Linked DNA regions of Homo sapiens: region 1 is linked to region 2. Evidence: chromatin contacts called from ENCODE Hi-C or POLR2A ChIA-PET data. All regions are on one chromosome and are shown on one strand. The core of a region is the stretch at or near the end of the contact, and the rest is flanking DNA. Distances in the headings are between cores, read along the strand shown.

Evidence for each region. A loop is a pair of places that touch in the nucleus more often than their neighbours do. ChIA-PET counts read pairs that join two places held with the same protein, here RNA polymerase II (POLR2A). Pooled maps may share reads with other maps.
Region 1: a map of naive thymus-derived CD4-positive, alpha-beta T cell shows a loop between it and region 2 (4-fold over the local background). The contact joins the enhancer-like site here to the promoter of MRPL55 in region 2. A Hi-C loop is called at or near these places in 3 of 168 maps with a recorded cell type or tissue (CD4-positive, alpha-beta T cell and naive thymus-derived CD4-positive, alpha-beta T cell) and 13 of 50 pooled maps. POLR2A ChIA-PET finds 5 or more read pairs at or near these places in 4 of 52 experiments (B cell, WTC11, activated CD4-positive, alpha-beta T cell and 1 more).

The regions. Positions count from the first base shown.
Region 1 is chr1:228,059,072-228,063,468 of GRCh38, forward strand. It overlaps WNT3A (Wnt family member 3A), which reads left to right. Exons shown (of 4, transcript NM_033131.4): 4 at 1-2,200. The coding sequence ends at 394. Among named protein-coding and RNA genes, the nearest start is that of LINC02809, 15 kb to the right of the region's middle. Within about 2 kb of position 1,405, at least 7 of the 41 ENCODE cell types and tissues checked have a DNase peak (open chromatin) inside an H3K27ac peak, as active enhancers do.
Region 2 is chr1:228,107,967-228,112,482 of GRCh38, forward strand. MRPL55 (mitochondrial ribosomal protein L55) reads right to left here and starts at 1,333. Exons shown (of 5, transcript NM_181463.3): 1 at 1,183-1,333; 2 at 989-1,055; 3 at 269-352. The coding sequence starts at 294. RefSeq lists enhancers at 1-266, 267-980, 1,249-1,418 and a silencer at 1,689-1,778.

The sequences.
Region 1 (4,397 bases), core at 155-2,654, 49 kb before region 2:
CGACTTCCGCGCCATCGGTGACTTCCTCAAGGACAAGTACGACAGCGCCTCGGAGATGGTGGTGGAGAAGCACCGGGAGTCCCGCGGCTGGGTGGAGACCCTGCGGCCGCGCTACACCTACTTCAAGGTGCCCACGGAGCGCGACCTGGTCTACTACGAGGCCTCGCCCAACTTCTGCGAGCCCAACCCTGAGACGGGCTCCTTCGGCACGCGCGACCGCACCTGCAACGTCAGCTCGCACGGCATCGACGGCTGCGACCTGCTGTGCTGCGGCCGCGGCCACAACGCGCGAGCGGAGCGGCGCCGGGAGAAGTGCCGCTGCGTGTTCCACTGGTGCTGCTACGTCAGCTGCCAGGAGTGCACGCGCGTCTACGACGTGCACACCTGCAAGTAGGCACCGGCCGCGGCTCCCCCTGGACGGGGCGGGCCCTGCCTGAGGGTGGGCTTTTCCCTGGGTGGAGCAGGACTCCCACCTAAACGGGGCAGTACTCCTCCCTGGGGGCGGGACTCCTCCCTGGGGGTGGGGCTCCTACCTGGGGGCAGAACTCCTACCTGAAGGCAGGGCTCCTCCCTGGAGCTAGTGTCTCCTCTCTGGTGGCTGGGCTGCTCCTGAATGAGGCGGAGCTCCAGGATGGGGAGGGGCTCTGCGTTGGCTTCTCCCTGGGGACGGGGCTCCCCTGGACAGAGGCGGGGCTACAGATTGGGCGGGGCTTCTCTTGGGTGGGACAGGGCTTCTCCTGCGGGGGCGAGGCCCCTCCCAGTAAGGGCGTGGCTCTGGGTGGGCGGGGCACTAGGTAGGCTTCTACCTGCAGGCGGGGCTCCTCCTGAAGGAGGCGGGGCTCTAGGATGGGGCACGGCTCTGGGGTAGGCTGCTCCCTGAGGGCGGAGCGCCTCCTTAGGAGTGGGGTTTTATGGTGGATGAGGCTTCTTCCTGGATGGGGCAGAGCTTCTCCTGACCAGGGCAAGGCCCCTTCCACGGGGGCTGTGGCTCTGGGTGGGCGTGGCCTGCATAGGCTCCTTCCTGTGGGTGGGGCTTCTCTGGGACCAGGCTCCAATGGGGCGGGGCTTCTCTCCGCGGGTGGGACTCTTCCCTGGGAACCGCCCTCCTGATTAAGGCGTGGCTTCTGCAGGAATCCCGGCTCCAGAGCAGGAAATTCAGCCCACCAGCCACCTCATCCCCAACCCCCTGTAAGGTTCCATCCACCCCTGCGTCGAGCTGGGAAGGTTCCATGAAGCGAGTCGGGTCCCCAACCCGTGCCCCTGGGATCCGAGGGCCCCTCTCCAAGCGCCTGGCTTTGGAATGCTCCAGGCGCGCCGACGCCTGTGCCACCCCTTCCTCAGCCTGGGGTTTGACCACCCACCTGACCAGGGGCCCTACCTGGGGAAAGCCTGAAGGGCCTCCCAGCCCCCAACCCCAAGACCAAGCTTAGTCCTGGGAGAGGACAGGGACTTCGCAGAGGCAAGCGACCGAGGCCCTCCCAAAGAGGCCCGCCCTGCCCGGGCTCCCACACCGTCAGGTACTCCTGCCAGGGAACTGGCCTGCTGCGCCCCAGGCCCCGCCCGTCTCTGCTCTGCTCAGCTGCGCCCCCTTCTTTGCAGCTGCCCAGCCCCTCCTCCCTGCCCTCGGGTCTCCCCACCTGCACTCCATCCAGCTACAGGAGAGATAGAAGCCTCTCGTCCCGTCCCTCCCTTTCCTCCGCCTGTCCACAGCCCCTTAAGGGAAAGGTAGGAAGAGAGGTCCAGCCCCCCAGGCTGCCCAGAGCTGCTGGTCTCATTTGGGGGCGTTCGGGAGGTTTGGGGGGCATCAACCCCCCGACTGTGCTGCTCGCGAAGGTCCCACAGCCCTGAGATGGGCCGGCCCCCTTCCTGGCCCCTCATGGCGGGACTGGAGAAATGGTCCGCTTTCCTGGAGCCAATGGCCCGGCCCCTCCTGACTCATCCGCCTGGCCCGGGAATGAATGGGGAGGCCGCTGAACCCACCCGGCCCATATCCCTGGTTGCCTCATGGCCAGCGCCCCTCAGCCTCTGCCACTGTGAACCGGCTCCCACCCTCAAGGTGCGGGGAGAAGAAGCGGCCAGGCGGGGCGCCCCAAGAGCCCAAAAGAGGGCACACCGCCATCCTCTGCCTCAAATTCTGCGTTTTTGGTTTTAATGTTATATCTGATGCTGCTATATCCACTGTCCAACGGAGTTAGACGAATAGATGTGTTGTGTTTTTTTTCCCTTTTCTTTCTATGAAAGAAATTGTTTTAGTCATAGCTTGTGGGTTTCAAACAATGGGAAAAGTGAAAAAAGAGAAACAAGCCATCAAGGCTGTGGTCTGGGCTGGATGTTTGGTGGTGGGTCAGCACGGTGTTGAAAGAGTAGAGAAGATGCCCACTCAGGGGCTCAGGGCCTGGGTCCGGGGGCAGGGGGATGCCCCAGGGCCGTGATGGGCAGGGGACCTCCAGAGCTGGAATTCCATGGGGAAGGAATAAGGATAGCCAAGCTGAGGAAATGAGGGAACGGCCACTGGCACCAAGGCCTGGAGCAGAGTAGAGCCTCTGACAGGGAGAGAGCAGCAGGCACCTGGAGGCCCCAGGTAGGCAGCCCTAAGGTAAGGGGGTTGGCCGAGCCCCCAACAAGTCAGTAGAGCAGCAAGACGCCCACCACCTCCCCTCCCGCAGAGCCTGTACTCACTCAGCTGATACCTTAGCACCAGCTATGGATGTGCCCCCTCTCTAGGTTTGGGGACAGTGGCCTGGTGGTATAGGATCAGCTGGATCCCAGCAGGACCTTGGGATGGGACTGGCCATCAGGAGTTCCTCTGGGATCCTCACCTCGTGGGGCTGTGCACAGGGGTGCCCCCTGTGCGAGCCCCCATCTCCTTTCCCCAGCCAAGGAAGGCAGGGAGAGCCCCTGGAACAGGTGAGCCATCCTGCCGACAGGAGCCCTCATGAGGCCTTACTAGGGGTGCTGGGTGTGCCTCTGGAAACAGGCAGCAGGAGCCCAAGGGCTGTCTCAAGGCCATGCCTTCCCCGTCCCAGCCCCACCAAGGATCTCTGCTCCACTCTCTGCCCTCCCATGCCTGTCCAGTCCCCATGCCCATCTCTGGGCCCTGACTGGATGCTCAGCCAGACCTTCAGGGCAGTGAATGCCAAGGGAAGAAGCTATGGAGATGGGGCAGCCAGGAGCAGCCAGTGTACCTGCCTGCAGGCCGGGCCCAACACAGCCACCATACTCAAGCCATGTGCACGCCGGCGGGGAGCCAGGCCTTCATAGAACAGGAATGGCTGGCCATCCCCCAGTGTGCCCCATGGTAGGAAGGGGGGTCAAGGCAGCCCCAGGAGTGGGGTGGGTGCACCAGCGTCCTAGGCATGGAGGTCATGGGAACACAATCCCCAGGCCTCAAGAGCCAGAGAAGGGCCAGCCCCAGGCAGGAGCATAACCCCTCCAGGAACAGTGTCCCCTGACCCTGCCACGCACCTGCTGTCCTGGACCCTGAGGGCACAGGCCCAGGGCATGCAGCTAAGGCTGGGCAGAGGGGCCTGAGGGACTGCTGACCTCCCTCCCCACACCCTCACCCCAAGGTGCCCTCACGGCTGCCCAGCAGGACACCCTCTCTAGGCCACACTGGGCCTGGCCACCCTCTCTGGGCACCATTTTCAAGCTAGAGCCCTTGCTCCTGACCTTTGTGACGGGTCCACTAGAAGCCTGGCCTTCCCAAACCCCCCACCTGCCCCTCACTATCCACTTCCTAGGTCCCCCTGGTCCTGTGCCTCATCCACCTCCCTAAGGCTACAGATCCAGCCCGGCCCCCACCAGAGCCCTGCTCCTCCCCACCCCAGGTCAGGTCTTTCCACCCCACTCACTGCCCAGGGCCTCCTCACAGTGCTGGCATAGTGAAGCCTCACAGCACCCACGGAGCAAGAGAGCATACCGCCCTCTACCATACCCTGCTGGCTGCACAGGGCTTCTGCCCAGGTCTGGCTGCTGCCCAACCCCTGCCTGCAGCAGCCTTGCAGAACCTCATGAAGCAGAGGCTCCCACCCGAGGACAGTCAAGGAGGCCAGGCCCAGGAGGGGATGAGGGCTGAAGTGTGGCTGCTGGGGTGGTTGTAGGGAGGGAGTGTTTCTCCAGAGCCACCAGCCATGGGAGCACAGAGCTACCCAGGGCCTGTCAGGGCCAAGGGAGAAGGGACCCGGTCCAGGACTCTGGAGGTCAGGCACCCCTCTCCTTTGCCTCCCAAAACTGTGCCTCAGCTTCCATGCACCCCCAAGGTCTGGTGGGCACCCCAATATCACTCCCAGCCATGGCCTCATTGGCTGGGGCCGTGACACCCATCCCAGGTGGGTCACCCACTGCTCCAGGGCAGCCCTGACCCTCCATAGGCAGGGCCACTGGAATTCCCGGGGGGC
Region 2 (4,516 bases), core at 83-2,582:
GAGACATTACCAGAGCTGGTGACCCGTGCCGGGGCAGGATGAGCCTCGGGGCTTCCTCAGGAGCCACAGGCTGTGGTCAGAGGCGTTCTGGCCCCCTAGCCAGGAAGAGGCTGCCAGGCTGAGCAAGGGCACAAAGCTTCCAGCACAGGGGACAGTGGACAATAGCAAGGACTAGGGAGGATTAGAATGGCGGTTTCCTGCTGAAGAGAGGGGTTCCCTGGGGTGGCCCCTGACAGTAATCCCCAGGGACCTAAAAGTCCATGCTTACCCAAGCAGGCTGCCCACGGCCGCCATTCCTCCTTACAGCCCCAGTGGCACGTGGAGGTGGTCAGTACAGGCCCTGGCGTGCAACCTGCTAGGCAGAGAATGAAGAGATCTTTTTTAAAAGGAAGGTTCTTCCACCTAATGGTTTCTTATCAAATCCCAGCCCAGGATGCTTCCAAGACACATGTAATCACCACGCCACTCACCAACCTCTCCCAGCAACCCTTGGACTTCTCAGAACCGCCTGTAGAGGTTTTTCCAAAAGCAGAAGTTGGTCACTACTCCCAAAGATTCTGAGTCAGCCTGCGGCAGGGCCCAGGCTGTCTGTTCTGGCCGTTACCGAGTCTGCGAAACCTCTCTGAATGGACTGCAGCCTCAAAAGTGGAGCTGAGGTCATGCCTTGCTTTCTAAGGTCATTGCTAGTTTTAATAAAAACTCAGTGAAGTGAGGATTGTCATGCTTGCTTAAAGGAGAATGGAGGCCCAGGGCTGCTTTGCTGTGACCTGGATTCCCATGGGAGTCTGTGCTGAGGTGTGCGAAGTAAAAGCCCAGTTTTCAATACTCAGATTCCAGGAGATGAGGCTGCACAGAGGCCGAGCGCCCAGCTTCCTCTGGCGTACCCCTGTCTCTCACCAAGGAAGGGACCTGAAGACAGGTCCGGCTGCCTCTAAAATGGAAATCCTGCTACGTGTCCTATGCCCACATCCCTCTCCCTCGGCCTCACCAGCACAGGAGCCTGGGGCTGGTCCAGGAGGGTCTTCGGGGAAAGCTCCCTCTCCTTTCCTGCTAGACTGCATGGGGACAAGGGCTTATCACAGGTGCAGCCCCCTGTCCCCTTCCCTGCCTCCCTCCCTCCCGACTCCACCGGGAGGGTACAGCGCCTCCCGCCTCTGTTCCCGGCCCACACGAGGCGCCAACCTGCGGCCGCCACAGTCGCTGCGGAGGGGTCTGAGGACAGGCGGTCCTGACTCCCGCTGCCCGGTGGAACTAAGACCAGGGACGAGGCCACGCAGGAGATCAAGGTACTCACTGCGTTGGGTGCTGCTGCGCTGCAGCCCACGACGTCACTGGCAGGCGCTGCGTCGCGCGGTATGACGTGTTCCATGGCAGGGAGAGGCAAGAGTGGGCGGTGAGACACGAAGATATACGCCCCTGTTGGGCGGGGCCGGCGCGGCGTGATGTAATCTCGGGGGCGGGACGAAGCCTAGGTGGGCGGGGCCTGCGGGGGCGCTGTGGCGGTACAAGAACCCAGGCGGGGCCGGCGAGCAGGTGACCTCCGTCCCTACCGGGAGGACCAGGGCGGGCCGGCGAGGTCGAGGGGGACCCGCGGGTCTGAGGGAGGACGGAGTGGGGGAGTGCTGAGGGAGGACCCGGGGTGGGGAGCTGAGGGAGGATCCGCAGGGCTGAGGGAGGATCCAGGAGAGCTGATAGAGGTCCCGGAGGGCTGAGGGAGGACCCAGGGGTCCTGAGGGAGGACGCAGGGGGCTGAGGGAAGACGCAGGGGGGCTGAGGGAGGATCCTCGGAGCTGAAGGGGCATCAGCTGGGCTGAGGGAGGACCCAGGGGGACTGCGGGAGCACCCGGGCGGGGGCTGAGGGAAGGAGGATCCGCGGGGCTGAGTGGGCACCAGCTGGGCTGAGGGAGGATCCAGGGGGAGCTGCGGAAGGATCTGCGGGGCTGAGAGAGGATCTAGAAGGGGTGAGAGAGGTCCCAGGAGGCTAAGGGGGGAATCTGCAGAACTGAGGGAGGTCCCAGGGGGCAGTGAGGGAGGATCCATGGGCGCTGAGGTGGGAATCTAGGGAGGCTGAGGGAGGATCTGTGGGGATGACGGAAGTTCAAGGGGGGCTGAAGAGGCACGCAGCGGGCTGAGGAGGACCTGAGAGGCTGAAGGAGGATCCGAAAGGCTGATACAGCGGGGCTGAGGGGGGATCCGCGGGGTTGGCGGGGGCTGAGAAATGACCCTGTAGTTCACAGCAAAATGGAGTAATTTATGTCACAACGTAACCAAAATGGAGTGGGGAGGGCCCTAAGGAAGCAGCTGTCACGCATTTCTGAAATGCCAGAGAGGCTCGCTATTACCTTGTAAACAGAGCTTATTCCGGGCATTTCCACTGGCCTGCAGTATTCCAGATGAGATGTTTGGACCAGGGCAGGCAGATAGCATCGCCTATCTGCCTCAGCGAACCAGGGTCACTTTGTGCAATGAGTTCATGAGACCAGGGCCTTTGTTTTGTGAAAGTTACAAATAAGGAGTGAAATCACTTTGTCAGGCCCAGACAAACAGGGCTGGGAAGAACAGGAGGCTCAGGCTTAGTGTCTGAGATAAGAATTATTCGCAAGGACTTTCTAAAAACCCCACAAGAAACCCTTTTGTGTCATTCACGGGTCTCCTACTTTGACAAAATTTAGACCATCTTTAGGACTGCAGTAATTCAGTTAAGATGCTCGGAATAAACACTTGCCCAGTAATGGCAGCGCCACCAATGAACTGAGGACAACTTTGAGCTTTGGCGTTGGGCCCCTGGAACCAATGAACTCTTTCTAAGCAGCTTCTGTGAACCGCTCCCTTTTCGCTGATAAAAGTTCCCTTTTCACTGATAAAAAGTTCCCTTTACCCTTCCCTCACTGGGAATGCTGGTGGCTTGCTGCTGTTGATGAAAAGAGTCAAACTTTGTAAAATATTTTAAGAGATATATTCTGAGCCAAATATGAGTAACCATGGCCTGTGACACAGCCCTCAGGACAGAGGTCCTGAGAACATGTTCCCAAGGTGGTTGGGGTGCAGCTTGGTTTTATACATTTTAGGGAGGCATGAGACATCAATCAAATACATTTAAAACCTACATTGGTTTGGTTCAGAAAGGCAGGACAACTCGAAGCAGGGGTCAAGGGTGCTGGCTTCCAGCTTATAGGTAGATTGAAAAATTTTCTGTTTGACAATTGGTTGAATTTACCTGAAGACCTGGGATTAACAGAAAGGAATGTCTGGGTTAAGATAAAAGATTGTGGGTGGGGTGCAGTGGCTCACACCTGTAATCCCAGCACTTTGGGAGGCTAAGGCAGGCGGATCACGAGGTCAGGAGTTCGAGACCAGCCTGACCAACATGGTGAAACCTCCTCTCTACTAAAAATACAAAAATTAGCTGGGCGTGGTGGTGTGTGCCTGTAATCCCAGTTACTCAGGAGGCTGAGGCAGAAGAATCACTTCAGCCCAGGAGGCGGAGGTTGAAGTGAGCCGAGATTGCGCCACTGCACTCCAGCTTAGGCAATAGAGTGAGACTCCATCTAAAAAAAAAAAAAAAGGAAAGAAAAAAAAATATATATATATATGATTGTGGAGACCAAAGTTCTTATTTGCAGATGAAGCCTTCAGGTATTAGGCTTCAGAGAGAATAGGTTGTAAAATGTTTATCGGACTTAAAGTCTATGTTGATGTTAATGCCAGAGAGGTATAATGAGGCATGTCTGACCCCCACTTCTTATGGCCTGAACCAGTCTTTGAGGTTAAATTTTAAGAGTTCCAGGCCAGGCACAGTGGCTGACACCTGTAATCCCAACACTTTGGGAGGCAGAGGTGGGCGAATCACTTCAGGTCAGGAGTTCGAGACCAGCCTGGCCAACATGGTGAAACCCGGTCTCCACTAAAAAATATACAAAAATTAGCCAGGCATGGTGGTGCGCACCTGTAATCCCAGCTACTCAGGAGGCTGAGGCAGGAGAATCACTTGAACCTGGGAGGCAGAGGTTGCAGTGAGCAGAGATCGCACCACTGCACTCCAGCCTGGGTGACAGAGCAAGACTCCGTCAAAAAAAAAAAATTTTTTTTAAGAGTTCCCTGGCCGAGGAGGAAGTCCATTTAGATGGCTGGGGAGCCTTATAAATTTATTTTTTATTTTTGGTTTACACTTGATAAAAACTTCAGCCGAATTAAATTTAAAGTTTAATTGAGCAATGAATGATTCACGAATCACGCAGCCCCCAGAATCACAGCAGATTCACAGAGACTCCAGCACAGCCACGTGGTGGAAGATTCGTAGACAAAAAAAGGTAAATGATGTACAGAAATTGAAAGTAAAGTACAAAACAGCTGGATTGGTTTCAGGTTGGTGTTTGCCGTATTTGAACACAGTTTGAACGCTCAGCAGTATATGAATAGTTGAAGTGCAGCCTCTGGGATTGGCCAAGACGCAGCTATTGTTACAGTTGCATACTCCTGTTAGGTTTTCAATCTATCTACCTATTAAGCTAGGTTG